Linked DNA regions of Homo sapiens: all the other regions are linked to region 3. Evidence: read pairs that join two places in POLR2A ChIA-PET (ENCODE). Cell type or tissue: OCI-LY7. All regions are shown on one strand. Each heading gives the region's core, and the rest is flanking DNA. Links, peaks and the distances in the headings are about the cores only.

What was found. Peaks named below come from ENCODE experiments on the same cell type or tissue, not always from the same donor. Only the 100,000 strongest peaks of a DNase experiment are listed, where the experiment ranks them.
Region 1: POLR2A ChIA-PET joins it to region 3 with 5 read pairs; 2 of 35 experiments call an interaction of 5 or more read pairs at or near these places.
Region 2: POLR2A ChIA-PET joins it to region 3 with 18 read pairs; 1 of 35 experiments calls an interaction of 5 or more read pairs at or near these places.

Annotation. Positions count from the first base shown.
Region 1 is chr10:15,008,684-15,018,882 of GRCh38, forward strand. ACBD7-DCLRE1CP1 (ACBD7-DCLRE1CP1 readthrough) reads right to left here. Exons shown (of 8, transcript NR_144471.1): 5 at 9,368-9,469; 6 at 8,544-8,608; 7 at 8,221-8,361; 8 at 6,389-6,788. It also overlaps the pseudogene OR7E115P and the pseudogene DCLRE1CP1. Among named protein-coding and RNA genes, the nearest start is that of OLAH, 30 kb to the right of the region's middle. RefSeq lists an enhancer at 5,226-5,285. In OCI-LY7, for the core only: no CTCF peak of the experiment used is centred there; no DNase peak of the experiment used is centred there.
Region 2 is chr10:13,202,823-13,213,021 of GRCh38, forward strand. It overlaps MCM10 (minichromosome maintenance 10 replication initiation factor), which reads left to right. Exons shown (of 20, transcript NM_018518.5): 18 at 1,397-1,542; 19 at 6,269-6,311; 20 at 6,405-8,288. The coding sequence ends at 6,488. Among named protein-coding and RNA genes, the nearest start is that of UCMA, 26 kb to the right of the region's middle. In OCI-LY7, for the core only: a CTCF peak has its summit at 3,902 (motif pointing right); a DNase peak (open chromatin) is centred at 3,919.
Region 3 is chr10:14,745,394-14,755,592 of GRCh38, forward strand. The region is part of intron 1 of FAM107B (family with sequence similarity 107 member B); the gene reads right to left. Among named protein-coding and RNA genes, the nearest start is that of FAM107B, 24 kb to the right of the region's middle. RefSeq lists an enhancer at 6,072-6,989. In OCI-LY7, for the core only: no CTCF peak of the experiment used is centred there; DNase peaks (open chromatin) are centred at 3,958, 5,698 and 6,388; H3K4me3 peaks cover 2,585 bases; H3K27ac peaks cover 3,769 bases.

The sequences.
Region 1 (10,199 bases), core at 3,200-8,199, 260 kb after region 3:
CCAGGGTGCTGAGCAGGTTCCTCAGCACCGTGACCAGATACATGGACAGGGACAGCCCAGCGAGGACCGGCTGCAGTTCTGGATCCTCTGAGAGTCCCAGGAGGAGGAATTCTCAGATACCTGTGAGATTCTGTGGCTCTGTGTGACTTGGACACCTTGGGAAGAAAAGAGGATTGGAAAAAGAAAAGATAAAAACCAGCCCTTAATGCTGTGTGTATATTTTGGATGCAAGCAAATGAAAAGGAACATTTTCACACTTGCGGACCGTACACTGCCAGCGATGTTTCTCAGTTGTGACAAATCCAAAAATCTCAGAATTATTACATGATTTACTTTTTTGCTATTGAACTCTTTCTGTACATACTACTTTAGAGAAAATCCACTAGAGAATGTTAGGAGACCAAAACGTCATATATAACAAATCCGTGATCTCAGTAAAATACGGCCTACTCTTTTCAGAAAAAATACAATGCAATGAAAATGTCCTTCTCTCTTGAAGAAAAAGATCTCAGTCTAATTGAAAGAAATTAAGAAGCTGTGAAATACACTCTGTTTTATTCTGACACCGTGCTACAAATTCCTTTGATGTAGAATATGTAAAAGGACGATACAAGAGCTAGGACCACATTATCTAAAAACGAAATCGAAACTTAGAGTTCTTAATCGGAACACCTTTTCACATGCCAGTTACTTTTCATATTTATTATCATCCTGAGGTTTTCTGACATCATTTCTTCAAAAAAGTACATGCACACTCAAATATGGGAGCTGTGTTTCCAAATGAATTGAATATATAACTCTTGGCCGAGTGCCATGGATCACACCTGTAATCCCAGCACTTTGGGCGGCCAAGGCTGATGGATCACCTGAGGTCAGGAGTTCCAGACCAGCCTGGCCAAGGTGGTGAAACCCCGTCTCCAGTGAAAATAAAAAAAAAAAAATTAGCTGGGCGTGGTGGGGGGTAACCCTAGCTACTCGGGAGGCTGAAGCAGGAGAATCCCTTAGAACCTGGAAGGCAGAGATTGGACACCCTGTGATAGGATTTTTGATATCCTAGGGAGATATTGCTCCTGACAGCAGAGTGGGCGTACACCCTGTGATATTATTTGTAATATCCTAGAAAGATATTGCTCCTAATATCACAGTGACTGTACACCCTGTGATATTAATAGTAATATCCTACAGAGATATTACTCTGAATAATTCAGTGGGTGTACACCCTGTGATATTATTCATAATATATTACAGAGATATGACTCCTGATATCACAGTGAGTGTACACCATGTTTGTACACCCTGTGATCTTATTTGTAACAACTTTGAAAAATATTACAGCTAATATCAAAGTGGGCATACACTCTGCAATGTTATTTGTTATCCACTAGGTAGAAATTACTCCTAATATCACAGTGAGTGTACACCATGTGTGTACAGACTGTGAAATTATTCATAATACCCTAGGAAGATATTACTCCTAATATCACAGTGGGTGTATACCCTTTGATATTATTTGTAATCACCTAGGGAGATACGATTCCTAATATTACAGTGGGTGTACACTCCGTGATGTTATTTGTAATGTCCTAGGAAGATATTACTCCTAATATCAAAGTGGATGTACACCATGAGTGTACACTCTGTGATATAATTCATATTATCCCAGAGAGATATTTCTCCTAATATCACAGTGGGTGTACACTCTGTGATATTCTTTGTACTATCCTAGAGAGATATTGCTCCCAGTATCACAGTGGGTGTACACCCTGTGATATTATTCATAATCTCCTAGAGAGATATTACCTCTAATATCACAGTTTCTCTACACCCTGTGGTATTATTCATCATATCCCAGGGAGATATTATCCCTAACATCACAGTGCGTGTACACCATGGGTGGACACCCTGTGATGTTATTGGTAATATCCTAGGGGGATATTACACTTAATGTCACAGCGGGTGTTCACCATGTGTGCACGCACTGAGATGTTACTTGTAATATCCTGGGGAGAAATTACACCTAGCGTTACAGTGGGGGTACACCATGTGTTTCTATTCTGTGATGCTATTCGTAATATCTTAGAAAGTTATTAGTCCTAGTGCCACAGTGGGTGTATACCATGTGTGTCCACTCTGCGATGTTATTCGTATTATCCTAGGGAGATAGTTCTCATAACATCACTGTGGGTGTACCTCATGTATGTACTCCCTGTGGTCTTATTGGTTATGCCCTGGGTTGATATTACACCTAATATCACCATGGGTGCACACCATAGGTGTACATTCTGTGATGTTACTCATAATATCCTAGGGAGATATCACTCCTGATGTCATAGTGGGTTTACAGCCCTGTGATATTCTTGGTAGTATCCTTGGGACATATTACTCCTGTTATCACAGTGGGTATACACCCTGTGATAGTATTTGTAATATCCTAGGGAGATATCACTGTATACCCTGTGGTATTATTTGTGACATTTGAGGGAGCTATTTCTCCTAAAGTCAGAGTGGGTGTACACCCTGTAATATTCTTCCTAATATCACAGTGGCTGTACACCATGAGTGATATGTTTTTCTAATATCCAGTGAGGGAGAGGATGATACTGCTTCCAATATCACGGAAGGTGTACACCCCCTTGTGATATTGTTCCGAATATCCAGGGAAGGAGAGGATGACATTATTCCCAATATCACTGGGGGTGTACCACCTCCCACAGGGATATTGTTCTTAATATCTGTAGTGGAGAGAATGATGTTACTCCCAATATCCCAGGGGGTGTAAACCACCCCTGTTTGTAAACAGGGGTGTATCACCCCTGTGATATTGTTCCAAATGGCCTGTGAAAGAGTCAATATGACTCCCATTATCGCAGGGGGTGTTCAGCCCTGATGATATTGTTTTCTAACATCCAGGGAAGGAGAGTATGCTATTACTCCCAATATTGCAGGGGTTGTACACCTTTTTGTGTTATTGGGCCCAATATCCAGGAAAATAGAGGATGAGAGTACTCCCAATATGGAAATAATTGTACAGCACCCCTGTGATATTCTTCCTCATATCCAGAAAGGAAATGAATGATATTACTTCCAACAGTGTAGGAAATGTATACCCGTGCTGTGATATCTTTCCCAATATCCAGTTGGGGAGAGGATCATATTACTTCCAATATCGCAGGGTGTGTACACCCCCTCTGTGATCTCGTTGCTAACATCCAGGTTTGGGGAGGATGACATTACTGCCAATATCGCAGGAGGAGTCCACCCTGCCCCTGTGTCCTTCTTACTCATTTCCCAGGTGGAGAGGATGATGTTCCTCCCAATATCGCAGGGGGTGTACACACCCCTGTGAAAATCTTCCTCATCTCCAGAGGAAGAGGGGATGATATTACTCCCAGTACCGCAGGGCGTTTACACAGCCCTGTGATACTCTTCCTAATATCCACAGGGAGAGAGGATGATATTACTCCCAATATCGCAGGGGGCGTACACAACCCTGTGAGATTGTTCCTAACATCCAGAGTGAAAGAGGATGATATGACTCGCAATATCGCAGGGTGTGTACACCCCTCCTGTCCTATTGTTCTGAATACCCTGGGAGGGAGAGGATAAGGTGACATTGAATATCGCAGGGAATGTGTACCCTCCCCCTCTGATACCCTTCCTAGTATCCAGGGGAAGAGAGGAAAATTTTACTCCCAATATCGCAGAGGCAGTACAACCCACCTGTGATGTTGTTCCCAATACGCAAGGTTGGACAGGATGATACTACTCCGAATATCGCAGGGGTGTTCACATCCCCCGTGACATTTTCCTTAATATCTAGGGGAGAGACAATTATATGACAGCAAAGGTCGCAGGGTCTGTACATCCCTTCCTGATATTGTTCCTAATATCCAAGGGGGAAGAGGATGATATCGAATATGAAAAGGAGTGTACAACCCCCACCCCTAAGATATTGTTCTTAATATTCTTGAGGGGAGACGATGATATAACTCCAAATATCGCAGGGGTTGTTCACACCCCCCGTGATATTCTTTCCAATATCCTGGGTGGGAGAAAATCATATTACTTCCAATATTGTAGGTAGTGTATTCCCCACCTGAAATACTGCACTGAATATCCAAAGAGGGAGAGGATGGTATTCATACCAATATCGAAGTGTGTGTGCACGCCCCTTGTGATACGGTTTTTAATATCCAGTGGGCGGGAGGATGATATTCATCCTAATGTCACAGAGGGTGTACACTACCCTTGTGATACTGTCCCTAAGTTCCAGATGGGAGAGGATGAGGTCACTCCCAATATCTCAGAAGTTGTACATCCCCCGTGATACTTACTGTTCATCATATCCAGGGAAGCACAGGATGACATTCCATTGAATTTCGCGACAGGCGTACACGCACAGTGTGATATTGTTCCTAATATCCAAGAAGGGAGGAGATGATATTACTCCCAATAAAGCAGTGGTTGTACATTACCCGTGTGTTATTGTCTCTAATATCTGGGGCCGGGGGAGCGGGGAAGAGGATAACATTCCCTCAAATTTAGCAGGTGGTTTGACGCCCCTCGTGGTGGTGTTTTACATATCCAGAGGGGAAGACAATAGTACTATTTTTGATAGTCCAATTCATCCGCTCCACCTTTCCAGAACTCTGAGGCTGGGAGGCGGCATGCAGTTTCCGTGTGATCCCCAATACCTTTGCTGTCTTCTGTAGCAAGTCAGCTACAAATGCAGGCCCGTTATCTGAGCCGATCCGGAAGGGCAGTCCCAATCTAGGAATCAGACCTCGAAGAAGCACACGGGTTTCTTCACGAGGTTTCCCAGTTCGTGTTGGATAAGCCTCCACCCACCCAGAGTAGGTACGCCCAAGAACAAGTAAATACTTGTTACCTCCACACTTTGGCATCTCTGTGAAGTCTACCTGGAGATCTTCAAAGGGGACTGCTCCATAAGCTTGTACACTGGGCTGAACGGCTGGACCTTGCCTCGCATTAGGCTGTAGGCAGGTGACACACCACTGCCTCACCGTTTTGGCAAGAGCTGACAAATGTGAGATGTAGAAATACCAGCCTAACAACTTTTCAAGTGACTCCTGACATAGATGGGTGCCAGTACAACTGCAGTTCCTCACAGCTGTGGCACAGCTACGCTCCCATCTGGTAACTGACTCCATCCTTCCTCCATCACTTGTCCTTCCCTCTACCTGGAGAAAGTCCTTTTATTCTTTAGAATAAGCAGGTCCAAGATCAGGTGCTTGAGGGAGCAGAGGGGCTATGACTGATGCCCGGAAGGGGACAGATGCTGCTTTTGCAGCCTCTGAGTCAGCGCGGGAATTCCCCAAGCCCACCAAGGTGGAAGCTCGCTGGTGTCCTCTGCAATGCATAACTGCCACCTTGTGGGGTTTCCATACTGCTTCTAATAAATGCAAGATTTCTGGTTGTTATTTTCTGCCTTTTCCCCCAGAGTTCAATAGGCCCTTTTCCTTCTATCACGCTCCATGCACTTGAAGGGTTAAAAAGACATACCGAGAATCAGTGTAAATGTTGACAGTCTCACCCTCACTGAGTTCTAAGGCCTGAATGAAAGCAATGAGTTCAGCTTTCTGGGTGAAGTGGCCTGGGGCATCGATCTGGCTTCAACAACAGTGTCCAGGGTTACCACTGCATACCCTGCACCTCTCTCTCCTTGCGGGATGATGAAGCTGCTCCCGTCCACCTATAGTTCCCAGTCTACTGATGCCCAAGGCTGGACCCGGAGGTCAGGTCTGCTAGAGTCAACCGAGTCCAACATTTCTACACAATCATGCTTGACAGGGCTCTCTGATAGTGGGAGCAAGGTTGCAGGGTGTAGGATGTTACAAACTTCAATGGTTATATGGGGATTTTCACTTTGGTACTTGGTGAGTCTCGCATTCGTTAGCCAATCATGTCCTTTAGTATTCATTAAAGTCACCACAGCATGGGGGGCCTTTTCTGTTCAGGTTCTACCCAAGAGTCAGCTTATTTGCTTCTTGTACTAGCAGGGCAGTTGCTGCCAAGGCCCTCAAACATGGGGGCCATCCTTTAGAGACCCCGTCTACTTGTTTAGAGACGTAGGCCACCAGCCTCGGCCAGGGCCCCACAGTTTGGGTTCAAAGTCCGGCTGCCATCTTTTCTCTCTCTGACACATACGATGTAAAAGGCTTTGTCAGATCAGGTAGCCCCAGGGCTGGGGCTGACATAAGTTTCTCCTTTAACTCGTGAAAGACTTGCTGTTGTTGGGATCCCCATTCAAAAGGTTCCCGGTCCCCGCCTCCTTTGTGACCTCAAACAAAGGCTTAGCTAATACTGCAAAGTTTGGGATCCACAGTCTACAAAACCTCACAGCTCCTAAGAATTCTCTCACCTGCCTTCTGCTCTTAGGCTCTGCTAGATGGCAAATGACCTGCTTTGTTTCTGATACGAGGCTGCATTCCCCCTGTCAGATAGTATATCCCAAGGAACATACCTGCTGTCAGCAGATCTGAGCTTTTTTCTTGGACACCTTATACCCACAGTCCTCCAGGTGTGGGCGTAGGGCAATCCGTTCCCTTGGTGCACCCGACTGCCGTGGGGTGTCCCAGCCAAAGCTCATCAACCTACCAGAGCAACACGCAGCCTAGGTCTCTGGTGGGAAACTTTTGGAGGTCTCGAGCCACTCACACATGTACCTTGGGGTGCCACCATGCATGGATCTGAGTGTTGCGGTCTGTTGTGAGATGATGAAGGATCTCAGGCATGTTCCTAAACATGTCTAGCTTATTGACATGAATCTAAGGAAAATAATATGTACGGGCAAATTATTTGAACTGTATTTCCTATAAATTGTTCAAGGTTAATTACTCAGGGCAAAACACCCAGTTAGTGAATTCACCCTCTCTTCTTTCTTGAAAAGCAGTTTTTGGCTATTTCAGTGCACTCTGGTATCCTGCCAGCATGTCAACAGGCACAAGGCTGACTGGTCAGGATCGCTGCCATCACTGACGGAAGCGAAAAATTACAGAGACTCGGCTCAGGGATGTCATTTAATGATGTTAATATTGTCCTTCAGTCCTTCAAGGGAAATTCAATTAATGTTCTTGTACACCTACTGTGTGTCGAGCTTTATTCTAAATGCGAGGAATAAAGCAGTAATCCACACAGACAAAAACAATCAAGAATCATCTACCCTCGGCCAGGCGCCATGGCTCATGCCTGTAATTCCAGCACTTTGGGAGGCGGAGGCCAGTGGATCACTTGAGGTCAGGAGTTCGAGACCAGCCTGACAAACATGCTGAAGCCCCATCTCTACTAAAAATACAAAAATTAGCCAGGTGTGGTGGCTCAGGCCTGTAATCTGAGCTACTTCAGAGGCTGAGGCAAGAGAATCACTTGAACCCAGGAGGCGGAGGTTGCAGTGAACCGAGACCATGCCACTGCTGCACTCCAGCCTGGGTGACAGAGCAAGACAGTCTCAAAAATAAAATAAAATAAAATAAAAAATCAAGAATCATCTTTAAGGCATATACATGACATGCAACAGAGGAGCATGTACTGCAAAAAATCCACTCCCATATCTCCTTGTTCAAATTTATTTTCAATGCTGGTCACAATCGCTAAATTTATTTCATGACCCAAAGTTTGGGAAAAATACTTTGTCTATGGGGCATTTCACTGAAGGCTCTTGTAAGCCATTTGGGCTTCTGTCAATTTTCTCCCAGGAGGATGTGACTGAACTAAGATGATATATTCCTTCAGAGGGCCCGCGAACCTCTGCTGCAGACACGTCTTGATAGGGTGCTTCCATCTGTCCCTGTTTGCAGTTATTTAGCAGGCAAGGAGGGGGAGGAAAGGTGAGCTGGGAGGATGGAAGGGAGCAAGAGAAAAGAATGAATATGCTGGGAGCACTGGCTCACGCCTATAATCCCAGCACTTTGGGAGGCCGAGGCAGGCAGATAGCTTGAGGTCAGGAGTTCAAGATTAGCCTGGCCAACATGGTGAAACCTTGTCTCTAATAAAAATACAAAAATTAGCCGGGCATGGTGGCTCACACCTGTAATCCCAGCTACTCAGGAGGCTGAGGCAGGAGAATTGCTTGAACCCGGGAGGTGGAGGCTGCAGTGAGCCGAGATCGCATCACTGCACTCCAGCCTGGGTGACATAGCAAGACTCCCTCTCAAAAAAAGAAAAAAAAAAAAAAAAAAAAAGAATGAACAGTCACCATACCTGGACTCCTAATTCTTCACTAAGGTTGGTGAACAAATATTCATAGCCATAAGCCGCTTTGCAGTTCAGCCACACAACATGGTACAGGCTCTGAGTGATCCAGCTTTGAACCAGCTCTAAGACTCCACATAAACACTCCTCCTAGACAGGATTTTAAAGAGACATTTAACAGGTGGAGAGCCGCACATAGCCTTTTCCTTCCCAACAGTCCCAGGTACTCACACCTACGGGGACAGTTAGGATATGACCTGTCACCCTACAAACTTCCTACTAAAAACACGGGCACACCCAGATGATAACCCTTTTCCTCCAGGCAGACTTACCTGACTTGGAATTTGGTAAAATCTTGGATCACACAACATAGTATCTAAATATACACTTTGGATGTCTTTGAAAAGAAGAAAAAAATTGATGTTAGCCATCCAATGTGATATAAATTATGTGTAACTTTTTTTGTTTTTTGAGATGGAGTTTCGCTCTGTTGCCCAGGCTGAAGTGCAATGTCTGCTCACTGCCACCTCCTCCATCTCCCGGGTTCAAGCAATTCTCCTGCCTCAGCCTCCCAAGTATCTGGGATCACGGGTGTGCATCACCACTCCTTGCTAATTTTTGTATTTTTTAGTAGAGACAGGGTTTCACCATGTTGACCAGTCTGGTCTCGAACTCCTGGCCTCAAATGATCCACCCACCTCGGCCTCCCAAACTGCTGGGATTACTGGCATGAGCCACCACACCTGTTTATGGCCAGAACAATATTGTTCTGTTTATGGCCAGAACAATAATACTTTATTCAGTCATACACATAAGAACTGTACAAGGGGCCAGGCACAGTGGCTCATGCCTGTAATCTCAGCAATTTGAGAGGCCAGGGCTGGCAGATCACCTGAGGTCAGGAGTTCAAGACCAGCCTGGCCAACATGGCAAAACCCCATCTCTACTAAAAATACAAAATTAGTTGAGTGTGGTGGCACACACCTGTTATCCCAGCTACTTGGGAGGCTGAGGCAGGAGAATCACTTGAACTCTGGAGGCAGAGGTTGCAGTGAGCCAAGATTACATCACTGCCCTCCAGCCTGGGCGACAGAGCAACACTCCGTTTCACAAAACAAACAAACAAACAAAAAACCACCTATACGAGGCCCAGTACCTGCCCCCGGAGTGCAAAAGCTCCATTCTAGCAGCTTCTCCTTGCACCAATCTGAAGTCCCCTGTGTACAAGATAGTTCCATTATTGCCCTGAAATAAAAACCTGAAAAAGAAATATATCCCAGTGACTTCTGAGTCTCATATAAAATCCCAAATAAAGCAAATACATGTGAGCTGCATAGTAAATGCTTCCTGCAAATATATCCATTAAAATACAATGGTAATGGAATCCCACAGTAATTTGAACCACACCAGGCACTCAGCTGTTACCTCTTCCCTCGGGTAGAAAATAACAGAATGGAGATGCTACCCAATTTCTAATAGATGTTCCTTGTGATATGTTAGCACTTTCAATTATATGTTGAGATCATTCTTGCTCATGGAGAGAGAAATACAAGTGATGATAAAATACAAGGTCGCTGGGGAAACAGCTGCTGAAGACTTCCATTTATTTATTTATTTATTTATTTATTTATTTATTTATTTATTTTTATTTTGAGACAAGAGTCTTGCTCTGTCCCCCAGGCTGGAATGCGGTGGTGCAATCTTGGCTCACTGTAACCTCCGCCACCTGGGATCAAGCAATTCTCTGCCTCAGCCTCCCCAGTAGCTGGGACTACAGGAGTGTGCCACCAAGATAAGTGAAAACCGATGGCCACAAAAAATGTGTGCCTGACTGTTCACAGCAGCATTCTTTTTTTTTTTTTTTTGGGAGACGGAGTCTGGCTCTGTCGCCTACTCTGGAGTGCAGTGGTGCGATCAAGATTCCTGGGTTCAAGCCATTCTCCTACCTCAGCCTCCCAAATAGCTGGGACTACAGGCGGGCACTGCCA
Region 2 (10,199 bases), core at 3,304-8,303, 1.5 Mb before region 3:
TTTATTGTTATTTTATTATGTATTTATTTATTTATTTTTGGAGACAGAGTCTCACTCTGTCGCCCAGGTTGGAGTGCAGTGGCACAGTCTCGGCTCACTGCAACCTCTGCCTCCCTGGTTCAAGCGATTCTCGTGTCTCAGCCTCCCGAGTAGCTGGGATTACAGGCACGCACCACACTGCCTGGCAAATTTTTGTATTTTTAATAGAGATGGGGTTTCACTATGTTGGACATGCTGGTCTGGAACTCCTGACTTCAGATGATCTGCCTGCCTTGGCCTCCCAAAGCGCTGGGATTACAGGCATGAGCCACCATGCCTGGCCTCACAGTGTACATTTATTATCTCTTATGTAGGTCAGAAGTCTGTAGGGCTACAATCAGGGTGTAGCCAGGGCCAGGTTTCCTGCAGACGGGGCTGCAGTAGGGGAGAATCATCTCCTGGCCCAGCTTCTGAGTCACAGTATTCTTGCCTGCCCTCACTTCCTCCATGCAGCCAGCGGCAGCAGGTTGAGCTCTCACCTTGCAGCCCTGAGCTCCTCTTCCACGTTTAAGGGTCCTTGTGATTCCATTGGGCCCACCCAGATCATCTAGGACAATCTCCCTATCCATTAGCAACCTGAATTTCACCTGCAGCCTCGATTCCCCTTCCCTCTGGACCATCACACACTCACAGTTTCGGGGAGTAGGGTGTGCACGTTTTTTAGAGGGCCATCGTCATGCCAGCCTTGGGCTCACCACTCTGCTCTGCACTTTCTGAGGTTGTCCAAGTGTCGAGTTATTGATCAAGCTCAGTGTAATTCCCGGAAGTTACATCGCTCTCTACTGCACATGTTTTGCTACTCACCCACCCCTTCTCATTCTCCTCGGTCCTTCTGAGGATCGGAATTAAAAGTGAATTCCTCAATCTCTCTGTCTTGGCTTTGCTGCTAATAGGGAGTAAGAATAAGCCTATATCCTTTTTATAGATCATAGAAGAGAATGAAAGAGCTGCTGATCAGTCTAAATAGATCCCAAGCCTCAGCATCCTATATAAGCAAGGGGCCGTAATGACTCTAGCACAGACTGACCGAAGCTATTTAGGGGTTTACAGTACGTTTCCTCTCCTGCCCTTGCTGTTGTCATCATGGAACGTGTTACACAATAACAGAAAGTTATTGTGTACTTTGTGCCTGATCAGAAATTGGGACAAACGTGAGAAACGGTGGTATCAGTGTGAGGGAGTCGGGCAATCACACGGGTCACTGTAGCAAGAGGCGAAGGTGGCCCAGTCCCCTAGCAAGGGCCCAGGTAGTGATGAGAGACCAGGTGGTCATGGAGCAGATTGCCCTTACTGCAGCTGAGCATTTGTCCTCAAAGGCTCTTCACCGGCGGTGTGGGTTTTTTGTTGCTCTGTGCAGTGCGCCTATACCCACTTCAAGCTGCTGGAGACCTGCGTCAGTGAGCAGCATGAATACCACTGGCATGATGGTGTGAAGAGGTTTTTCAAATGTCCCTGTGGAAACAGAAGCATCTCCTTGGACAGACTCCCGAACAAGCACTGCAGGTATGAGAATCACCTGGAGCTCTTTGTCCCACGTGGGGATTTTCATCTCTTTTTCCAGAGTCTGTGATTCTGTTCCCTTGGAACGTTGGATGATCATTCCATGCCTTCCTATAGCTCCAGGCTACCCTTGGGACTCAAGCTGTTAACTGAAATCCCTGGAAGGAAGGGACCCTGCCCTTTCACTGCTGTCCCCAACACCTAATATAGTGCCTGGCCCATAAGGGGTCCTCAGAAGTGTTTGTTGAATAAATAAGTGAAGAATCATAGGGTGAGGTGGTAAACATGTGTGTGTTTGTTGGGGGCTAGGATGCACATAATATTTTTTTCCTCTCTCCAAAGAGTTATTTGATCATTTTAAATGTCTTTAGCTTGTGAGGACTCTGCTGTTCTTCAGTATCCAAGGGGCATTGGTCCCAGGACAGCACTCTTCCCCACAGGATACCAAAATCTGTGGATGCTCAAGTCTCTGATATAAAATAGTGTCATATTTGCATATAACATGCACACATCCTTCCATATACTTTAAATCATCTCTAGATTACTTATAATACCTAATACAATGTAAGTGCTGCAAATAGTTGTTATATTGTTTTTTATTGTATTTTTTATTGTGCTTCTCATGTATGTATGTATGTATGTATATATATATATATATATATATATATATATATATATATATATATATATATTAATTTGTATAAATTTAAGGGGCACAAGTGCAATTTTGTTACCTGGATAGTTTGTGTAATAGTAAAGTCGGGGCTTTTAGTGTAGCCATCACCTGAAATAATGTACATTGTACCCATTAAGTAATTTCTCCTCCCTCGCCCCCTCCCACCCTTCGGTGTCTATTATTCCGCCTTCTGTGTCCTTGCATACACATGTTAGCTTCCATTTGTAAGTGGGTACATGCAGTATTTGGCTTTCTGTTTCTGAGTTTTTTCACTTAGGATAATGGCCTCCAGTTCCATCCATGTTGCTGTAAAAGACATGACTTCATTCTTTGATATGGCTGAGCAGTATTCCATTGTGTTTATGTACCACATTTTCTTTATCCAGTCATCTCTTGATGGGCATTTAGGTTGATTCCACGTCTTTGCTATTTTGACTATTACTGTGATAAACATACATGTGCAGAAATCAGTGTACTGATTTCTTGTTCTTTGGGTAGATACCCAGTAGTGGGATTGCTGGATTGAATGGTAGTTTTATTTTTAGTTCTTTGAGAAATCTTCATATGTTTTCTATATGAGGTTGTGCTAATTTGCATTCCCACCAGTGTGAGCATTCCCTTTTCACCACATCCACGCCAGCATCTGGTTATTTTTTGCCTTTTTAATAATAGCCATTCTTACTGGTATAAGATGATAACTCTGATGATGAGTGTTTTTCCGAATACTTTGGACCCACGGATGGGATGCTTGAACCCACAGGTGTGGTAGGCTGACTGTGTGTGTTGTAAGTGTCTTTTGTTTCTCTTTTTACTTTTGGGGGCAACATCAGATACGGAGGCAGAGCTGCCGTGTTTGACAGTCAAGGAACATCCTTCACATAGAATACGACGATGGCACCTCTGGAGCTGGGTTAAGGAACCCTCCCTGGTGCAGCATGTTGCCGTCGCAGGTCCATCCAGTGCCCTCCCTGTTTCATTCACGTGCTCTTCTTACCCATTCTCCCTCCATCCTATCCCTTCGCACCATCCTCTGCCATTCTCCAATGGTTGCTGTGATCCTCTTGTTAATTTTCTTGTGAACGTGTACTGCTTGCTCTGCAGCCGTTTTTATTTCACATAGGTGGTACAGAATTCTGTCTCATTTGATTTTGTTTCTCACTCGGCTCTGTGTTTGTAGGATGCGTCTGTGCTCGCTATGTTCCTCGGCTTCCTAACTGATGACAGTGCCCAAGGCAGCACCCATCACATTTCGCCCACGGGCACCCTATACCCTCCCCACACAGGTCCCCTGGCCTCAGCCCCTCAGTGCTTTCACCACAATGAGTTCTTATTCTTGTCAAGAGCTCTCACTGGGATAGTATCACTGCCTTTTGGTGTGCTTGCTTATTTTCATTTGTTGTTCACTTCCTGGAGTTCATACTTCACTCTCACTTCAGATTCTCCAGGGTCGATCCAGAGATCTGAGGGAGGGAGCCAGGAAGCCGGGCTAGTTCATCACTTTACCAGGAGCTGGCTTGCCAATTTTTCACAATCTAGATTATAATTTTTAAGTAGTTATTTATATATTGATACTTGACTTTTTTCCAAACTAGATGACTAAAAATGTCATTATAGCAAGAGCTTATGGAAAACGTTAGAAAAATTAAAAAAAATTCTGTTTATTAAGTACAGGGCACAAATGGAAGGGCATGATGCCTTTCAGCCTCCAGATGGCACTGTGATTGTAAGAACCATGTTTTTTCTGGACTTTTTGTCAGTTGCTTTTTTTTTTTTCCTTCTTTTTTTGAGACAGGGTCTCACTCTGTCATCCAGGCAGGAGTGCAGTGCCATGATCATAGCCCATTGCAGCCTTGAACTCATGGGCTCAAGCGATCCTTCTGCTTCTGCCTCCTGAGTAGCTGGGACTACAGGTGTGCACCACTACACCCAGCTAATTTTTTTAATTTACTTTTTTTTATAGAGACAAGGTCTCACTATGTTGTCCAGGCTGGTTTCAAACTCCTGGGCTCAAGTGGGCTCAGCTGCCCAAAGTGCTGGGATTGCAGGCCTGAGCCACCATGCTTGGCTAGTTCTTGATCTAGAACAGAAGGCAGCACACATTGCCTGTAAAATGTCAGTGGTGAATATATTAGGCTTTGTGGGCCAGATGATCTGTCACAACCACACGGCTCTGCTGGTGCAGCCTGAAAGCAACCATAGATAATACACAGGCAACTGGGCACGGCTGTGTTCAAATAAAACTTTATTTATAAAAACTGGTGATGTGCTGGATTGGGGTTGTAGTTTGCTGACTCCTAACTAGAATAGTGATTTTTTTTTTCTCACAATTTTATCATTGATCGACATATAGGCTACCAGAGTTCTCTTCATTGATACTGAACCAGTCTCTAGAGGTGGAAGGTGATGGTTGGGAGGTTGTAAGGGCTAAGGCCACTGGCGTGCCACCTTTCAGGGCAGAAATTGTGATATGGTTTGGCTGTGTCCCCACCCAGATCTCATCTTGAATGGTAGCTCCCATAATTCCCACAAGTTGAGAGAGGGACTCAGTGGGAGGTAATTGAATCATGGGGCAGGTCTTTCCCGGGCTGTTCTCATGAAAACAAATAAGTCTCATGAGATCTGATGGTTTTATAAAGGAGAGTTCCCTGCACACACTGTCTTGCCTGCCGCCATGTAAGACATGCCTTTGCTCTTCCTTCGTCTTCCACCATGATTGTGAGGCCTCCCCAGCCATGTGGAACTGAGTCCATTAAACTTCTTTCCTTTATAAATTACCCAGTCTTGGGTATGTCTTTACTAGCAGCATGAGAACAGACTAATGAGAACGAGTAGACTCTAAGCTAGGTAAGGGGAAGGGGAGACAGGCAGAGCATCCCCACCCCACCCCAACCCTCTGAAATCCAAGTAAGCAGGCAGACATACTTCCTTAGCTTTATTATATGTCTTCTCTCTTTCTCTCTCTTTTTCCCAGAGTAAACTTCATAGGAAATAAGTTTTCACCATAGTGTTCACATCCCTTCTCAGGGTGGAAGTCACCCACCATTTTAAAAACTAGAGCAAGAAGGGCTGGACTTGGTGGCTCATGCCTGTAATTCCAGCAGTTTGGGAGGCTGAGGCAGATGGAACACTTGAGCCCAGGAGTTCAAGACCAGCCTGGGCAACATAGTGAGACTCCCCATCTCTACAGAAATTTAAAAATGAGCTGGGCATGGTGGTGTACACCTTTGGTCCCAGCTACTCAAGAGGCTGAGGCAGGAGGATCACTTGATCCCTGAAGATCAAGGCTGCTGCAGTGAGCTGTGATCGCACTACTGCACTCCAGCCTGGGCCACAGAGTGAACCCTGTCTCTAAAAAAAAATAAAAACAAAACAAGAGTCCCTGGGCCCTTTGAATAAAAAGAGAGTAAAGAGGCTGGGCACAGTGGCTCACGCCCGTAATCCCAGCACTTTGGGAGGCTGAGGCAGGCAGATCACTTGTGCCCAGGAGTTTGAGGCCAGCGTGGGCAACATAGCAAAATCCCATCTCTCCAAAAAAAAAAAAAAAAGGAAAAGAAAAGAAAGTGAGTAAAGGCTTTTGGGTTATAAAGAGAAAGGGAGAAGGATGATCCAGACTAGAAAGAAGATTATTCCTTTCTTAGCTCAACCTTTTTGCTCCAAAAAAAAGAGGAGGAAGGGGCCAAACATAGATTATCCTGCACCAGAGGGCCAGCTCCTTAAATCTGAGTCTCATCCCAACCACCATCATTTGTAAAAACCAAGGGTGCATTCATTACCTGCAGTGCGTGGATCCCTGTGGTGCCATCATTATCATTTGAAGCTCCATCTCTGAAGCCTCTAGCTTTGTAAGGACCTACAGACCACTTCCCAAGTCATTGCAGGTTTATTTTTGTCGCATTTGAGCATAACCTCAGATTTGGCATACAATACGAATGTCACCTTGAACAGCTTCTCCTTGAATGGGGGCCTACTCTCCCCAGGTGCAGTGAGCACCGTCGTCTTTACATGAGTGGGCCTACACCACCCTGCTGAGTAAATCCATCTGTTCTGTTTCAGTAACTGTGGCCTCTACAAATGGGAACGGGACGGAATGCTAAAGGTATGCCATTTGCGTACTAATTTTTGACTCCTTTTAGTGACCCATGCTAATAATGTGGAACCATCTCCTATTAAAATATTTTCATTTTTCTAGGAAAAGACTGGTCCAAAGATAGGAGGAGAAACTCTGTTACCAAGAGGAGAAGAACATGCTAAATTTCTGAACAGCCTTAAATAACCCGAACTTCAGACATTTTCCCACAGACTTCCTGGCCTCCTGTGACTCTGGAAAGCAAAGGATTGGCTGTGTATTGTCCATTGATTCCTGATTGACGCCGTCAAAAACAAATGCTTGTTAAGCCCATAAGCTTTGCCTGCTTACTTTCTGCCATTGGGTTGGTTTGATACCACATTTAACATTGACATTTAAGTGGAAAACCAAGTTATCATTGTCTTTTCTAAGCTCAGTGTGGATGATTGCATTACTTCATTCACTGAAGTTTTTGCCCAAAAATTGGAAGGTAAACAGAGAGCTATGTTTCTGTATCTTTTGGTTATAGAGTGTTCACTTCTTTATCATAACAAAATTCTAGTGTTTATACGAACACCCAGAGGCAAAAGAATTTGGCTTAATTCTCACTCCAGGTAAGTAGCTTAACTTCTGGGCTTCAGTTTTCTCATCTGTAAAATCAGGAAGATTGGACTAAGTGATCCTGAAATGTATTTTTTAGCACTGGATTTCTACAAATAATAAAACTTTCCCATCTAGATAATGATGATCACATAGTCTTGATGTACGGACATTAAAAGCCAGATTTCTTCATTCAATTCTGTTATCTCTGTTTTACTCTTTGAAATTGATCAAGCCACTGAATCACTTTGCATTTCAGTTTATATATATAGAGAGAAAGAAGGTGTCTGCTCTTACATTATTGTGGAGCCCTGTGATAGAAATATGTAAAATCTCATATTATTTTTTTTTTAATTTTTTTATTTTTTATGACAGGGTCTCACTATGTCACCCTGGCTGGAGTGCAGTAGTGCGATCGCGGCACACTGCAGCCTTGGCTTCCCTGGGCTCAAGCAGTCCTCCCACCTCAGTCTCCCAAATAGCTAGGACTACAGGCGTGCGTGACCAAGCCCAGCTAATTTTTGCATTTTTTGTAGAGATGGGGTTTTGCCATGTTGCTCAGGCTGGTCTCAAACTCCTGAGCACTAGCAATCCACCCACCTCTGTTTCCAAAAAAAAAAAAAAAATGAAAGGTCAACCCCTATGCAAATTACCACAGCAAAGGTTTCATTCAGGAGATTCTTCCATCTGGGCAACCTGGTTTTCCAAATATCATTTGACCTAAGTGAATGTTGATACTAGCTAAAGATTGGGTAAATTGGTTGAATTATTGTATTGAAGCTTGAGCTGTAGCTAAAAGTAATTTAGGTTTCCCCTAAGATGTTATTATGTTAGGGACATAACACTTTTGGGAGGTTGTTGTGGGAGATGGTTGATTTAGGTTTTCAAAAGCTAGAAATAAAATTTACATGCCTTAGATTTCATAAAATTCTGCTCTAATTGGGTGGAAGGTGCTGTATCTAACTTGTGTTCCTCCTAAGGTTATGTCCTAATAACTATTCTTTTAGGAGTATACTTCTACTTTATAGAAGGTTGCTTTTCTTTTTAATTTTTTCTAACAAAGAAAAGAATAAAGTATTTATTAATAAGAACCAGAAAGCACTTGAAACTGATGTTTTTAATGGCTCATTTAGGGTAGATTTATTTATCTCATTAACTTAAAACAGCTATGTGTATGAAATAGGTCACAACAGAACTTGAACACCAGGTTGGTGTCTGAGCAATCCCTTTCTTATGGGAAAAACAATGTTCTTGTTTGAACAGAGGGTATCATTGCAGTCAGTATTCACGTGTATATTGTTATATAAGTTGTATAATATGCTTGTAAAGGCTGAGGGTGAGCTGTATCTGGATGCCTTTTTACAATTTGATTTTAACTTTTAAAATAAATTTAAAACATAATTGTCACTTCTTAGTTTTGCTCAATCTTGGGGGACTTTGCTTTGAGGTGCTCTGTGCATGTGCTTTCTTAGCATATTTGGGGATGAGACGCGGTCGGTAGGGGTGGGGTAGGGAAACTTGTTATTTTATTTTACTTATTTTTTTGAGACAGAGTCTTGCTCTGTCACCCAGGCTGGAGTGCAGTGGCGCAATCTTGGCTCACTGCAACCTCCACCTCGTGGGCTCAAGCAATCCTCCCACTTCAGCCTCCCGAGCAGCTGGGATTACAGGTGGGCGCCACCGTGCCTGGCTAATTTTTGTATTTTTAGTAGAGAAGGGGTTTCACCATGTTGCCCAGGCTGGTCTCAAACTCCTGGCCTCAAGTGATCCACCTGCCTCAGCCTCCCAAAGTGCTGGGATTACAGGCATGAGCCACTGTGCCCAGCCTAATCCTACCTTCCTTATCAACCTTTATGAAATGCTTTCATGCAAATCCAACATATGTGTTTTATTTTTCTTAACCTGTCATTGGTAGCGTAGGGATTAAATGTGTAATCACAGGCCACTGGAACAGGTAAGTACACAGTGATCTGAACTAGCAAACAAAAACAACCGTGTCCTTCAAGGAGAACCTGGTTGATCTAAAGTTAATAATCTTCACAATAGATTTTTTTTTTCTTTTTACTGTGCCTTTTTCTGTTTAGAGGAAATAAATGGCTTTCTAAAGAAAATCATCTTTGTCTCGAGTTTCGTTAAAATAAATTTTCCCTTTCCAAACATCAAAAGGAAATCTGAAGTATTTTAGATACCAACCATCCTGAATAGCAAATGAGGAACTTCTGAATAATGGGTGTGGAATTTTCCCCAAAGGGAACTTCAACATTCAAAGCTTCAGGCGGACTGATGGATAACAAACTTGACAGGAAGAGATCGCATGGATTGGGTTTCTGTGTAGAAACTGGTGATGACAGAAGTAAAGCTTGATGTTTGTAGCAGGTGAAATCATACCTAATGACATTTTAGAAAATCTGGAGCACAAATCTATGTGCGTAAGTATATCTCTAGTAGCAACCCATTAGGTGTAAAATAGACTTCTCTGATCCCATGGCTAGAGATTTGGAAATAATACAGCTTTCAAGAATGATGGGTGAAATCTGGCTGGGCGTGGTGGCTCATGCCTGTAATCCCAGCACTTTGGGAGGCTAAGGCGGGTGGATCACCTGAGGTCAGGAACTGGAGACCAGCCTGGCCAACGTGGTGAAACCCCGTCTCTACTAAACATGCAAAAATTAGCTGGGCATGGTAATGCACACCTGTAAGTTGGCTAAGTAATTTGGAAATAAGATCTGAAACAGAATTGGAACCAAATCTGTGGGAATGTTGCTTGACCAAGACTTCTATGGTAGGTTTTTGGTTTTTTCGGAGTCTCACTCTGTTGCCCAGGCTGGAGTGCAGTGGTGTGATCTCGGTTCACTGCAACCTCCGCCTCCCAGGTTCAAGCAATCCTCCTGCCTCATCCCCCCTAGTAGCTGGGATTACAGGCACGTGTATAGTGATATTTTTAAAATCAACTGTGTTAAAGTATAAATTTCTTACAGTAAAAGGCGCATATCTTAGGTGTGCAGTCAGCTGCATTTAGACAAATGTATACATCTGTGTAGCCACACCACAAGCAAGATACGAGACACTGCCATCATCCCAAAAGGCCTGTACCTCTTCCCAGCCCCAGCCCCAACCCATCAGGCATCTATTTTCTGTCACTATTGTGTAGATTTGTCTTTCCTAGAATTTCATATACACAGTCATACAGGACACACTTTGGCTTCTTTCACTGGGCATAATATTTGGCAATTCATGTTGCATGGATCCATGGTTTATTGTGTTGTATGAATATGCCCCAGAATTTATTCACCTGTTGGTGGGCATTTGGGTTGGATT
Region 3 (10,199 bases), core at 2,807-7,806:
GGATGTCAGTTTGAGATCTTTCTAGCTTTTTGATGTAGGCATTTAGTTCTATAAATTTCTCTCTTAACACTACTTTAGCTGCATCCCAGAAATTCTGGTATATTGTCTTTTTGTTCTTATTGGTTTCAAAGACCTTCTTGATTTCTGCCTTAATTTCATTATTTACCCAGGAGTCATTCAGGAGCAAATTGTTCGATTTCCATGTAGTTGTGTGGTTTTGAGTGAGTTTCTTAATCTTGAGTTCTAATTTGTCTGCTCTTTGGTCTGAGAGACTGTTTATTATTATCTCTGTTATTTTGCATTTGCTGAGGAGTATTTTACTTCCAATTATGTGGTTGATTTTAGTGAGTGCCATGTGTTGCTGAGAAGAATGTATATTCTCTTCTTTTTGAGTGGAGAGTTCTGTAGATATATATCAAGTCCACTTAATCCAGAGCTGAGTTCAGGTTCTGAATAACCTTGTTAATTTTCTGTCTCAATGATCTGCCTAATATTGACAGTGGGGTGTTAAAGTGTCCCATTATTATTGCGTAGGAGTCTAAGTCTCTTTGTAGGTCACTAAGAACTTGTTTTATGAATCTGGGTGCTCCTGTATTGAGTGTATATATATATATGATAGCTCTTCTTGTTGAGTTGATCCCTTTACCACCATTATGAATGCCTTTCTTTGTCTTTTTTGATCTTTGTTAGTTTAAAGTCTGTTTTGCCAGAAACTAGAATTGCAACCCTGCTTTTTTCTGGTTGTCATTTGCTTGATAAATTTTCCTCCATCCCTTTATTTTGAGCCTATGTGTGTCTTTGCATGTGAGATAGGTCTCTTGAATCAGCACACCAATGGGTTTTGACTCTTTAGCCAGCTTGCCATTCTGTGTCTTTTAATTGGGGCATTTAGTCCATTTACAATTAAGGTTAATATTGTATGTGTGGATTTGACCCTGTCATCATCATGCTAGCTGGTTATTTTGCAGACTTGTTGAGTAGTTGCTTCATAGTGTCACTGTTCTTTGTATTTCAGTGAGTTTTTGCAGTGGCTAGTAATGCTTTTTCCTTTCCATATTTAGTGCTTCCTTCAGGAGCTCTTGCAAGGCAGGCCTGGTGGTGATGTATTTCCTCAGCATTTGCTTGTCTGAAAAGGATTTTATTTCTCCTTTGCTTATGAAGCTTAGTTTGGCCAGATATAAAATTCTGGGTTGGAAATTCTTTTCTTTAAGAATGTTGAATATTGACCCCCAATGTCTTTTGACTTGTTGGGTTTCTACTGAGAGGTCCACTGTCAGTCTGATGGGCTTCCCTTTGTAGGTGACCTGACCTTTCTCTCTGGCTGTCCTTAACATTTTTTCTTTCATATCAACCTTGGAGAATCTGATGACTGTGTGTCTTAGGGTTGATCTTCTCATGGAGTATCTTACTGGGGTTCTCTGAATTTCCTGAATTTGAATGTTGATCTATCTTGTCAGGTTGGGGAAGTTCTGGATGATATCCTGAAGTATGTTTTCCAACTTGGTTCTATTCTCCCCGTCTCTTTCAAGTACCCCAGTCAGTCGTAGGTTTGGTCTTTTTACATAATCCCATCATTCTTGGAGGTGTTGTTCATTCCTTTTCATTCTTTTTTCTCTGATAGTGTCTGCCTGTCTTATTTCAGCAAGATAGCCTTTAAGCTCTGAAATTCTTTCCTCTACTTGATCAATTTGGCTATTGATACTTGTGGTTGCATTATGATGGTCTTGTGTTGCGTTTCTCAGCTCCATCAGGTCATTTATGTTCCTCTCTAAACTGGTTATTCTGGTTAACAGCTCCTGTAATATTTTATCGTGGTTCTTAGCTTCTTTGCATTGGGTTAGAACATGCTCCTTTAGCTCAGCAAAGTTCATTATTACTCGCCTTCTGAAGCCAACTTCTGTCAATTCATACATCTCAGCCTCTGCCCAGTTCTGTGCTCTTGTTGGAGATGTGTTGTGATCATTTGGAGAAGAGGCACTCTCATTTTTGAGTTTTCAGTATTTTTTATTGCTTCTTTCTCATCTTTGTGAGTTTATCTAGCTTCAATCTGTGTGGCTGCTGGCTTTTGGATGGAGTTTTGTAAGGATTTTTTTGTTGATGCTGTTGTTGTTGTTGTTGCTTTCTGTTTGTTTTTCTTTTACCATTCAGGCCCCTCTTCCATAGGGTGGCTGCAGTTTGCTGGGGGTCCACTCCAGATCCTATGCATCTGGGTTCCTCCCACACCTGGAGGTGTCACCAGTGGAGGCTGCAGAACCACAAAGATGGCTGCCTGCTCCTTCCTCTGGGATCTCTGTCTCAGAGAGGCACCAAGCTAATGCCAGCAGGAACACTCCTGTATAAGGTATCTGGCAACCCCTGTTGGGGGTGTCTCACCCAGTCAGGAGGCACAGGATCTGGGACCCAATTAATGAAGCACTCTGGCTGCCCCTTGGTGGAGGGGGTGCACTGTACCCCAAAGAGTCTTCATAATCTTCAGAATAAAATTCAAACTCCTCAGCAAGCCATGCAAAGCTCTTATGATCCATCTCTGCCTGTCCCTCCATCCCCAGCCCACCAAGTTCCTTGCAACCACATGCAGCTACAGTGAAGTTCTTCTTCCTGAAACACACTCACCCTCCTTTGCCCTGGCAATTCCCAATTATCCTTCAAGATTCAATTTATGTGTTGCCTCCTCTGATGAGGTGGCTCAGTGCATACTTCTATCAAAGCACTTACTGTACCATTCTAATTTTGTTTACTTGTCTATTTTAGCAACTAGATTGTGGGCTACTTAAGAAGAAAGTCATTTCTTCTATCTCTATATTTTCAGAAGTAATCACAGTGCCTGGCTTGTAATAAGTGCTCAATAAATGTACGTTGAAAGAATGAGTGAATGTCCTCAAGTTGGGAAGCAGCACATGGGGGTCAAGGTCAGCTCTAATAGAGGGTAGTGGACATCTGTCATTCTTTTTGGCCACCTAGTATCTGAACTTTCCTTCTATGTCTATGGAATTCCTCGCTTTGAGTTTCAGGAGGAAGCAGAGCCTACCTCCCAATCTAGATGCTGATGATATCAGTAGCTAACTAGTCCCATCTTTCCTGTATCTGTGGCATTAGCTCTGACCTGACTTCTTACAATCTGAGGTATGTCCCCACCCCAAGACTGAATGGGAAGCTAGCAGCTTAAAGTAGAAGAACTGGAAACAGTGGCCACTAAGCAAATTTGCATTCTTGGCCCGACAACAGTGGTCTGGTGTTGCCAGCCAGCAGAATCAGAGGACCAGGCTGCAGCCTCTGAGGTCAAAGTTGCAGCAGAGCGGTCACCAGGCTGGGTCTGCAGCAGTCTGGGGTGTGGTCCCTGGATGTCAGCCCAGAGCCTAATTCTCCAGTGTCCTGGTGACTCCATTTCTATTGCTTGCAACTACAAACCCTGACTAATACCGAGAGGTTTTGAAGGTACAGCTTGTCACCAAGATGTAGCACAACGAAAACCAGGTAAAATTCCAGGGCCCTCAAGGCCTGAGCAACCCCCAGAGGGACCATGTGGCCTCCTTGCTTAAGCGCCCACTGGCCTGGATTTTACCCACTTCTTCCTCAAAGCAGGGTGTAAGAATAGATCTGATTATACCTTTGGGATCTAGAGTAACTTTCCTTTAAAATAAGAAAAAGAGCCAGAATGCTTCTCGTAGAGCCCAAGCCTCTGTGTTCTCTGGTGTGCTCGGAGTTCAGCACCAGATGAGACAATCCAAGGGCTGCGAGAGGCTGGAGCTTAGTGCCAGCCACCCTTTCCGGAAGGGATGAATTGCCAAGGTGGAAAGGCTATGTTTATAAGCCAGGAAACAATGCCACTTAGAAGAAACAAAAACCCAGACTGTGTGATCTGCCAGACTCTTAAAAGCCAGCTTGTCTGAGGATCCAGGGCCTGATTGAGACTCTGAGGGGTGACTGCCGGATGGAAGGCTGTGCCCTCCGTGTGACCTAATGCACTGTCAGCTCCGCCCCACCAGTGAGGTCCTCCTTCCCCTTCCCCCTCTCAATCAATCTGGCAGTGCCTTGTTCCTTCTTCCTGGCTAAAATCTACTCAGCATATCAAAGCTAGAATGTGAGTTCATCCATTTACTAAAACACATACTTCATTATATAATAATTTCCCCTGGCCCTAGCACCCTTTCTCCCTGGTCAAATGAATAATGTAACAGCCTTACTAGAACCAAGTCATGACCAAAGTTCACATCCCAGCCACAGCGAGGCCTTCGCAGAGATGGGAACCGAGCCAGCAGCCCAGGAGCTGCTTATTCCATATCCCTCTATCTGGACCATCTCTCCCCATTGCCCTCTTCCATCCCAGGGAGCAGGGGCACCATCCTCCCTACCATCCCGCTGAAGTCCCTAAAATTGCCAGCAACCATGTCTTTTGAGAAAAGGCACAGTTCCAAAACCACATTATGCCAACACAAATGTGTTATGGAGGGGTCATGAGAGCCACTAGCACGTCCACAAAGAGTTCTTGAGAGAATGAAACCTAAGGTCAGAAACAGGGAAGGAAAGATAGGTCTAATCCCACCTGGGAACGCCAGGAAGGCTGCCATGCAGGAGGCACCTCAGAGGCCATCTTGAAGAGCGAGGGGGTGGGGCCTAAGGCACCTGGGAACTCCGGAAGTTGGAAGCGAACAGCTCCAGCGAGGAGGGCACCAGGAAAAAATCACCCTGGGCCAGAAGAACAATATGGAGGCAAAGCCAGGATGAAAACCCATTGGTAGCATCCTCAAGGCTTTCTTATGGAAGAAGAATTGCTCTCACCCACAAGCGTCTTCTAAAGGTATCCCCAGAGACAACTGCCTGTGGCTAAAGCCAAGACTTGGGGCATGGGGTGTCTTTGGAAACCAGGGGAGCCACATCGTAACGGAAAGACATAAACATAGAACTCCCTAGAAAAGCATTTTTTTAAAGCACTGCAAGCCGAGCATGGTGGCTCAAGCCTGTAATCCCAGCACTTTGGGAGAGCAAGGTGGGTGGATCATTTGAGGTCGGGAGTTCAAGACCAGCCTGGCCAACATGGTGAAACCCTGTCTCTATTAAAAATACAAAAATTAGCTGGGCGGGATGGTGCACACCTGTAATCCCAGCTACTCGGGAGCCTGAGGCGGGAGAATCGCTTGAACCCGGGAGGGGGAGGTTGCAGTGAGCTGAGATCACGCCACTGCACTCCAGCCTGGGCAACAGAGTGAGACTCTGTCTCAAAAACAATAAAATAGCACTGCAAAGCTATCAAAGGCAACACCGTTCTAGTCTCAGTTGGATATGTGGCTCATGCCTGTAACCCTGGCACTCTGGGAGGCTGAGATGGGGGAATTGCTTGAGCCTAGGAGTTTGAGACCAGCTTGGGTAACACAGTGAGATGCTGTCTCTACAAAAAAATTTTAAAAATTACCTGGGTGGTGCATGCTTCTAGACGGGAAGGGGGCTCCAAGGGTGGCTTCTTGGAGAGGGATGGGACAGAGTGGGGACCTGAAGGCTGTGGGGTGCATGGGCAGATGCTGGACACCCCTCAGGGTACCATGAGGAATCAGGGGTGGGCACGATGGGGGAGCTTGGCCTCCAGCTTTTTCACTCTTGTTCCAGTTCAGCAATCAGGAGCAGACCTGCCCAAGGCATGGTTTCCATGGTGGCACATCTGGGAGGGGCCTGGCCCCATGTGCTGTTGACATCCGCTAGGTAATGAGGAGGAAGCACATGGGCCCCAGCTGGGCAGATGGGCTCTGCACATCTGCTGCCTCCCTTCCTCATTAGGGTCCCAGGGGAGCGGCGGAATCCAGACACAAAGACCCCACCCCAGCCTCCCCAAGGAGGATGCACACATGGGTTTCCAATGCAACTCTTCATTATTAAAACGAGAGGACGTTTTGGGAAAATGTTTGATGTTTGTACAATTTCTCATACACAGCCCTTGTCCTGCCAGGAGCTAAGTGTGCTTGGACCATACAGCATGGCCTGTGCTTGCTTTTGTGAGCAGAACAGTCCAGCTGGGAAACCACCACTGAGAAGGGGAGTCTGAAAACCTAGGCTGTTCGAAGCACTGGGCAGAGCTCCCAGGGAAGACAAGTTGAATAGAGTGAACTTATATGGGATTTTTTTCTTTTTTTTCTTAGAGACAGGGTCCAGCTCTGTCACCCAGGCTGGAGTGCAGTGATGTGATCAGAGCTCATTACAGCCTTTACCTCCTGGGCTAAAGCGATCCTCCAACTCAGCTTCCCAAAGTGATGGAAATTACAGCCGTGAGCCACTACTCCCGGCCTCCTTATAAGGAAATTATTTGAAAAAACTGTGAGGAGTCCTGGGATCCCCAGAGATCTATCGACCCTACACAGCTGCTTCTAGAGTTGACTCTGTGTTCCGCAAGAGCTGCAGGGCCAAGAGCTTGAGGAAGTGCCAGGCTGCTGAGAGAAGGTTGTAACGCACCGAGACTGAAGCCCAGGCCTGGGCTTCCACTTCCGCCTCCAAAGGAGGTAAAGGGCTGGGAACAAGACCAGTGAGTTTCCCAAATGGCTGGGAAGGTGAGAAGTTTGCAAAATGAATGAAGGGAATCAGAAAATAGGTTTAATCCATGGCACCTCCCTTGCTCTGGGTTTCTGGTGTTTTTGAAATACCCACTGGTTTCCCTATTGTGATATTTACTGGGCCAAGGAGGATTTTTTTCCATTTCAGACTGATGTCACTCCCAGCCTGTTGGTTTCCCAATATCCCATCTGCTGAGGCAGCAGACTCCCGCAGGGAGCCTAAGCCATGGGCTGTGGCCAGAGAGACAGGCAATCCATCCTTCCTGTTTGTGCTCAGCCTGGAAAGTGAAGCCTGGAAAAAGGGACTCAACCAATCTCCCTGACTTGAGGGCTTCTCCCCTTTTGCCCCTCACTCACCTCTTTGCAGTGTGATCATCTCTGAGCCTCCCTCCAGGGAGGAAGGACAGAGTGCCTGGAAGGCATCCAGCTTTGCAGTTTCTCGATCCTGTACCCTGAGAGGTTTCCCTATCCCATTCTACCAGCAAAACATTCAGACGAGTGTTTTGCTTCTTTTCTGGGAGGTAGTCCAGATACAAAGACATATAGGTTCTAGTAAACCTCGGTTGTGAATAAGAAGAGTTTTAGTATAGGACGCAAACTGTCAATCCTGATGTAAGTGAACCACGCTGTGGAGTTTAATCGCATCGTGTATGTGGGACCTCTGTGTGGGAAAGAATCTGTTGGCGACTATAAGATGAATGCATCAGACTCATAAAAGCTGGCCAGGTTTGGTGGTTCACACCTGTAATCCCAGCAGTTTGGGAGATGGAGCCAGGTGGCTTGCTGAGCCACAGGAGTTCAAGACCAGCCTGGGCAATGTGGCGAGACCCCATCTCTACAAAAAATACAAAAATTAGCCGGGTGTGGTGGCACATGCCTGTGGTCCCAGCTACTTTGGAGGCTGAGGCCAGAGGACTGCTTTAGCCAAGGAGGTTGAGGCTACAGTGAGCTGTGATCACACCACTGTACTCCAGCTTGGGCAACAGAGCAAGACCCTGTCTCAAAAAAAAAAAAAATGACTCATAAAAGCTTAGCCATTCAAATAGCACATTGTATAAGAGAAATGCCAAGACTGAGTAATTTTATCCACTAAGTATAATTTTAATAAAGTATCAGTGTTCCCAAAGTACAAAGCTGACCCTCTAAAGTTTCTAGCTCAAAAGCTATTTATGGCATTACCAAAAAGATGGTAAAAAGAGTGATCGTAGTTGTCAGTGTGTAGACACACACAGACACAAACACAACACACAGAAACACAGGCAGAGCACACACGCATGTTCACACTGCACACAAAGGTATACACTCAGAAACACACATACATATCAATACACACATAAAAAGTTTTTATGATCACCCTTTTCCCAACAACCCAAGCTCTGCCACTGGCTCCTAACCAGGATAGCAATGGTGACAAGGAGTGATGGATGGGAGCTTAAAACCCCGTTACATCAAAGCCGTGAAGATTAGATTAAAAACCAAGCTCTCCCTCTCTATCCCAACACCTTCATCATGGGAGGTCTTCCTCAAACTTGCTGATGCTCAAGTGAAATTCACAATATACAGGAAGAACTTCTAGATTTTACCAGAGAGCACCAGTGTAATTATCTGGTGCTTAGTTAACTCCCAAAGTGAAATCGAGCTCATCTTTTTCAGTTTTCCTCAGATCCATTATGTTTGTTGTGTGTAGATGGTTGGGAAGGAAATAAGGGGAAAGGAATGAAATAAAAAGTTAAGGGTAAATGTTTCCATGACTGACTTTTGTTTACTTCAATTTTTTACTTCACATCTGTTCTTCCATGAGAATGATAAATTTTACTGTTTCTCAAAGAAGAGAAGAAAATATGCTTAACATTTCCATTTTAGTAACCAGAGAAAGTATTTTATGATTTGTTTCCCCAAATTTCAACATCTTCCCCCCACCTATATAAAATATAACAAATACTATGGCTAAAAAAAAAATCTTGAATCCAACTAACCAATTTTTTATATCATAGATGAAAAGTCTTTTTTTTCTTTTTTTTTTTTTTTTGAGACAAAGTCTTGCTGTCACCCAGGCTGGAGTGCAGTGGCACCATCTCAGCTCACTGCAACTCCTGCCTCCTGGGTTCAAGCGATTCTCCCCACTCATCCTCCCTAGCAGCTGGGATTACAGGCATGTGCCACCATGCCTGGCTAATTTTTGTATTTTTGGTAGGGACAGGGTTTTGCCATGTTGGCCAGACTGGTCTCAAACTCCTGACCTCAGGTGATCCACCCGTGTCAGCCTCCCAAATTGCTAGGATTACAGGCGTGAGCCACCTTGCCCGGCCACCAGTGAAAATTCTTAAAGGGAAAATGAATCCAAATAATTTGTGAAATGCATCTGCAGGGGTCGTGGAGCCTCTTCTGAGTCCACGGTGCCCCTGTCCTGCTGAATGGCAATGTGCTATGGGAAAGACTTCGTCACTCCCAGCTCCAGAGGTGAGACCTGACTTGACTAATCCAAGCAGAGTGGTCTTATCCCTTAAACACGAGGACAACAGAAGAAAGTCCATGAGTTTTTCTATGGTTGGAAAAGGAATGTGCCCTCTCCCTGCTCATCTCTCTCTTCCAGCTGAACGAGGATGTGATGATCTAAAACCCTCAGAACTACTGGCAGCCATGTGGCCAGCAAGAGGGGAGTCAGCTTCTAAAGGGAGCTGACATCGTGAAAAGCAGAGGCCACGTGGAAGGAGCTGGTCTTCGGTGCCATCTTTGAGCCACTGCATCAAGCCACTGTGATGCCTGCCCTGACTCTGGCCTTTTCAGTAACAGAAGCTGTACTTTTCTTAGTCGTTTGAGCTGTGATTTGTGCCTGTAAGATGCAGATGCACCTTGATAGGTACAGCACATCTGCTGTGTTTCTGCAACCATACGGATAATTTTATTTTCCTTATTGCAATCCATTACATCCTGAATATTCACAAACATCTTTCCTTTTAAAATTATCAAGTCAAAGATAAAATACAGACCTGGGGAAAATGAAAAGTAGTTCTTAACACCAAGCTTGGATTTGATTCCTAACTGCGTTTCTGAGGTCATCTCTGCTTACCAGGGCCAGGAATTGAGTCAAGAGCTGCTTTAATGGCAGTTTAATTTACCTGACAATATTTTCATTGCCAGAGAAAAGCATATTTTAGATGAATAGAAACTTAAAAACCAACCAGTTGAGCCAAGTCATAAACATAGTAGTTTCATGACTTGACACTTCTGTGGAGTATTTAACACCAACCATGGTCTAAATGAAACTTAAAATAATTCAAGGGTCCTGGAGAAATCTATTTTGAGCATGAACAAGTCCCATTAGGTAGCAGGCCAGGGTTGGGTATAGGAGAGTAGAACTACCAGCCATAGAATCAAAAGTAAGATTCCCCACCTGAGGTCAGGAGTTCAAGACCAACCTGGCCAACATGGTGAAACCCCATCTCTACAAAAATACAAAAATTAGCTGGGCATGATGGTGGGTGCCTGTAATCCCAGCTACTCAGGAGGCTGAGATGGGAGAATTGCTTGAACCTGGGAGGCAGAGGTTGTGTGAGATTCTGTCTCAAAAAAAAAAAAAAGAAAAAAGAAAAGAAAGTAAGATTCCCCAGGCAAAGGCTCTGTAGACACCATGCTACACACCATCATCCTCAATTTAATCCT